2 separate regions of the Homo sapiens genome follow, and region 1 is linked to region 2. A link is a loop called in an ENCODE intact Hi-C map of the cell type or tissue named here. Cell type or tissue: Calu3. All regions are shown on one strand. Links, peaks and the distances in the headings refer to the core of each region. The heading gives the core; the rest is flanking DNA.

The links. Peaks named below come from ENCODE experiments on the same cell type or tissue, not always from the same donor. Only the 100,000 strongest peaks of a DNase experiment are listed, where the experiment ranks them.
Region 1: it touches region 2 in a loop (6-fold over the local background); 3 of 110 quality-filtered maps call a loop at or near these places.

Annotation. Positions count from the first base shown.
Region 1 is chr4:91,501,045-91,503,981 of GRCh38, forward strand. All of the region lies in intron 10 of CCSER1 (coiled-coil serine rich protein 1), which reads left to right. Among named protein-coding and RNA genes, the nearest start is that of LNCPRESS2, 770 kb to the right of the region's middle. In Calu3, for the core only: a CTCF peak has its summit at 1,522 (motif pointing left); a DNase peak (open chromatin) is centred at 1,497.
Region 2 is chr4:90,355,587-90,358,523 of GRCh38, forward strand. All of the region lies in intron 3 of CCSER1 (coiled-coil serine rich protein 1), which reads left to right. Among named protein-coding and RNA genes, the nearest start is that of CCSER1, 230 kb to the left of the region's middle. In Calu3, for the core only: a CTCF peak has its summit at 1,748 (motif pointing right); no DNase peak of the experiment used is centred there.

The DNA of each region.
Region 1 (2,937 bases), core at 246-2,745, 1.1 Mb after region 2:
TTAGTTGTTCTATTTATATTAATATAGTCTGACCCTATATTATTAGATGTATATCAAGCTGAAAATATTATATTAATCAATTTTTATTTTACTAGGATATAACATGTCACATTGTCAAGACACTTGGATAGTTTTTGCTTGTTTTCTTTTGCATTAAATAATTATTTGATTAGAAAATTAACATCTAGAATTTCTTTTTATTTATGATCCCATTCCTTTTTGTTGTTGTTGATTTAAGCCTCCTTCTGATTTAAATGTTGCTTATGTTCACAACATTAATCTTATTTTTTCCAGTTAGAAAATCTGTAATTGTAATTGGTTTAACCATTTACATTTATTGTAGTAACTAATATATTAGGATAGTTTCTGCCATCTTATTATCTATTTATTCACATTTCTTGTCTTCCATTTGACATTTTACATTTACTTCTGCTAATTTAAAGAGTTACATAATCCATTCATATTCTTTTAATTATTACCCCTAATATAATAGGACAGGTATTTATTTGTATCTTTTCACTTATTCCTTATGTTTATCAATAACTTTAATTTCTCCTTGCATAAAAATTGTAGTTTCACATACTTATCTGCCCTATTCTCCTTTTTTCTGTACCTATACTTCTGCTTTTAACATGTTATTTTTTCCTAGAATTATTTTTACCTTTTATCTTTCATCATTTGTGTTAGATAACAACATCAACAAGAAACTACTAACTAAATTATATATTAGTAAGAGAACTCAATTTGGGCATGTCATAAAAGAAACATGAAATGAAAAATTAAAACATGAGAATTTCCCACTTTTATGTAGCCAAGTAAACCCATTACTTACATATATTCAAAATAAATAATAACTGGTTCTTAAGTAAGCACAATTGACAGCATCACTTATCATACACAGTTCATCTTAGATTTACCTGGGTTGTCCATTTGTGTTAGTTAATTGGCTTTAGACAAAGGAAAAATAAAACTTACTAATGATAAAAGATTGTATTGCGACTTAGAACAAGGTGTCCACCAAAGTTAGGCTCCTGTCCTCCCACAGAAACTGGTATACAGGAGTGCTAACTCCTTTGATGTTTACAGTTCAAGGAGAGGACTGCCAGGGCTTTGAGGAAAGCATTCCTGGAACATGAAGTTGACAAAAGGACTACCTAGTTTTAAAAAGATTTCTTATTAAAGAGAGGAGAAAGTACTTACAAGTTTCCTAAAGTAAATACTCTGAGAAAAGGGAAGGACAACTCTCTTCCTTTGTTTTATCAGGAAGAATTAAGCCTCTCATTTTTAATTATTATTTATCCTTACAATACATAGTGTAGAGCATGCTCATTTCATCCTATATTAAGTGAAAAAAATTTGAAAATTAATGAAATTAAATCAAACATATTCTTGGCATATAATAATAATATCATCAACAACAAGAAGCAGCAGCAGCATTTCTTGTTTTCCAAGCCTCAGGTATTTTAACTCATTTAATCACACCACAATCCTATGAAGTACTCCATTACCACCCCCTGGTGGAGTTGATGAAGTTGAAGCACTAAAAGACCTCTTCTAACTGCAGCAGGTCTCATTTGCCAATTATTCATCATTAAGCCATCCTTAATTATTGCCATCACAGACCTAATGTGAATCTGTTTCATCATTGTTAAAGAATGAAATAATTTCTCAGTTTTATTTTTCTTTTTTGTTTGTGGTAAAATGAATATAGAAAACATATCTACTCTTGTTTTTCACTGACACACAAGTGCTCCAAACAGTGCCTGACTTGTAGTAGGAGTTTAATAAGTATTTGAGAAATGAATGAGATGACTTAATGTAGTCTTAACATATATTCAAATTGCAGACCGTCATTGGCCATGCTTTTAAAATCAAAATATATTTATAGCCTGCATTTTCATTTAGGTGTTCTGAAATAAATTATAATATTTTGAATTAATATGCTATTGAATTCCACTAAAAAAAATTTTACTTTTAAATCTTTGTTTGTGGGAAACTTGTATAAGAAAGATTTGCAGCCAGGCACGGTGGCTCACGCCTGTAATCCCAGCACTTTGGGAGGCCGAGGCGGGCGGATCACGAGGTCAGGAGATCGAGACCATCCTGGCTAACATGGTGAAACCCCGTCTCTATTAAAAATAGAAAAAATAAGCTGGGCGTGGTGGCGGGCGCCTGTGGTCCCAGCTACTCGGGAGGCTGAGGCAGGAGAATGGAGTGAACCCGGGAGGCGGAGCTTGCAGTGAGCCAAGATGGTGCCACTGCAGTCCAACCTGGGAGAAAGAGCGATACTCCATCTCAAAAAAAAAAAAAAGAAAAAAAGAAAGATTTCCATATTTTCAATGGCTATATGTGCTGTAGAAAGGGAAATTTGAGAAAATATTAGAAATAAAGTAAATTATTGAACTGTGGTTCAATCTGTGTATTTTTAGAATAAATGTGAGAAATGTCAGTGAAGAAAATACTGTTAATTTTGATGAATTTAAAGCATGGTAAATCACTGGCTTGTGGATATGTGTTCCTGTCTGGGGTCTTTTGGAAATTATTTGTTTTGAGCTAAAAAATGTTAAAAGGAGCAGTATCTAAACTTTTACTCATAAGCCCGGAACACAAAGGCTCTGGGGAATCAATCAAACATGTTTACTCTTAAAATATTATTAAGATTAATATGTGCGTAAAAAAACTTTTAATAAAGTTTACAATTTAGACCAGAACTTGAGAATAATTATATCCAGATGACTTAAAAGTCACAGAAAAGGTTGCTATAACATAAAGTTCAGTAGTTTTTCTCTAGCTCCTTAGTGGTTAAATATGGAGACATGATTATATTAACTATTTTCAAAAGTTTCTTGAATCCTTGTCATTGGCGGGGTATAATGGAGTTTAATAAGTACCACTAAATTGCATGAACACATTGGATTTATCTCAGAGAGGATTCTT
Region 2 (2,937 bases), core at 286-2,785:
TGCTACATAGGGAAGCTGAGATAGGATGCTCTGTGTTAAGATTCTAAAGACTGACTTCTTCCTCTGTGCCATAGACAGTAGAGAATATGAACAGGTCTATTACTCTTCTTAATCTGTAATTATATATTTTACAACATTATTGACAGAAAAATCACCTTGCTTCTTGGCATTTGTTCAGATGCTGATTTAATGCCACTTATGATGGAATATACAGACTTCTGCACTTGCTGAACAAATTGGAAAGTAAAGGTTTCCAAGGACTTTATGGCTGCCAAAGGGATATTGTAAATTATTGTAAATATAAATTATCCCCTTGCCAGACTACAGAGATTACTTTTATGTTAGAAATAGGCAAATGTGAATTGGCTTATTTGGTGGGCATTAGTGAAAAGTCCATTGTCTTAATTGGCCAACTACAAATCATTATATTTAGAAATTTTTAGCTGTATCATTTGATTCACTTGACATCGTGTATCTTTATAAAAGTATGTAATTAACAAGAACTCTTCTGTAATTATCCTGACAAATTTCCTGGTTTCTTTTAATAAAATTAATAGTTTGCCCAACTTACAGTATATCAAACACACTATATATATCTATTCTGTGTTTAGACATTGTAATGTCTGTGTAGCTATACTGTTTTATAACGTCTAATATTTTAAGTCTTATAACATTTCTTCCATCCCACAGCTTTCCTTTTAAAAACTAATTTTTCATTGGTTATGAATTGGATGAACTAATTATCTTAATGTGATTGCAATATATGTAGTTATTTTAAATCATAAATATTGAAATGATTGTATTTATAACATTTCTTGAAATAGACAACTATATGTATTTTATGTAAAAAATTAAACTCTATAGTTTACAGTGTCTTGAATAACAACTAGTGTTTGGGAATGAGACTATGTTAAACATTTATTAGCTATTTGACATTGGAATATCAGGTTAAAATGTGTAAGCCTCATTTTCTTTATCTACAAAATCAGGATAATAATCCCTACCTCATAGATATGAAGTGAGAATTAAGTGAGGTAATAAATTTAAAATCTTATAGGGAGACAATAAACTTTAGCTACGATCTTTATTTTTGTTGCATTTTAATATTATTAAATCGTTTATGTATCCAATACTGATACCATATAAATTCATGCATTAATCTTGTAACCTTTTTATTTTTAAATATTTTCTGGGACTATTTTAGACGGCAATTTAGATAGTATCTAATCTGCTAGAAAATATCAATGAAGCTGTCTGATATTTACACCATAACTTACTAAGATTCTCTGTATTACAGATTCTGAAAACTCAGGGGATTTAAGAGGGAAATAAAGTGAGCTTGTTGAAATAAATGTATACATAAATAGACCTGCAGAAAACATTCCTATCAATCAAATGTATTTGGAATATTTAAGTATATTATAAAACTACTTTTTGCGGGTCTGGTAAAAATGGTGGTGCCTGCCTCTTTTAACTCAATAGAAAAAGAAATAATTGGAGATGAATTTAATGTTCTTTGGCCTTTTTATCATGCAACCCTTATTTAATTATAGAATTTCAGTGTTATATTACATAACTGTGCAAAATATTACTTAATAATCACTTCTGAGATGGTTTTAAAAAACCATATTATGCATGTTTATCATAGTTCCCCATAGCAGGTATAGGCCACTTATCAAAGGAACTTGCATTTAGTAATTCTGTGCAGTTAGTCTTATTGAGGTCCACTTGATGGCAGTATTGCACTTGGTAAGGTCAGTCTTTTTGCGTGATTTTTTTATACTTGATTTCCCGTGTAATGGTGGAAGTAAACTTTTCAATTAAACCATGAATTATGAGAGACTTATTTTCTGCTAATACCTCAGAGGTTATGATTCAGAAATGTTTTGTGGAGGAACCAAATGGAACATAGTAAAATTGTTACACGTCAGAGGAGAGATACTCTTGGGAAATGAGAAAATCAGGATTTTCCAATTTTTAAAATTCATGACTCTGAAGGATTTTAGCTTTCATCATTTTTAATAGAATTTTCACTTATAGGAAAAGGTAACCAGGAATTGTATTAAAAAAGGAATGTGCATTCATTAGTTAAGAGGTCAAGTAACAAACTTAAAATTTGACAAATCATGGTGTGTACCACAAAAATAATTGACCTCAAACATCAGGATAAATGTTTCTGCTTCTATCCAATTGAAATGATTTAGAAGGTCAATTCTAAAACTATCGTGTCAGCTTCTTTGCTAGCAAGAAGCAGTAAAAGGGCATTTCCTGCTTCTCAGTTTTTAAAGCTTTACTGAAAGCAAATCTCACAAATGATATTCAAAATATTATAGTCAGAAAGAAAAAATAGTTACTCCTGTCCTTATTGTTAAAAGGCCTTATCCCCCAAATTAAATCAATCTTCCATAAAGTCCCTAAAAAAAATATGAAGTCCTTGGGAACTCACTTGGTTTTAAAACCTAATTAATAAAACTTTAGTGAGATAACTTTTAGTTTTTATCTGAAGTGTAACTATAAGGAAAATGATATTATAAAATGATATTTTGACAAAAGATGTTTTAAAAATAGGAGTAAATAATACATCAAATATTCACTTCAATATGGTGATTTTTTTGTTTATCTATTTAAACTTTTGTCTAGTACACATTTATATTACCTCTACTTGAGTGTTAATGATTCAGATTTAAAATGAAGTTACACATTCCATGTAGTCAAAGTGCTTCTGTCTCTAGTCTAGTCAGCTAACTCCACTGACTTTTACATCCTCCACCACCAACTAGCTCTGTATGACTTTGGTCAGATTACTTAATCACATTTTCCTCACTTCAAACCTGATAGTAGTATTGATATTAATTAGTACATGGAAAGTACTTAGAAACAGCAGCGAGTACAAAATAATTCTCAGTAAATGTCAGTTATTTTCTTTATCCAGCACTT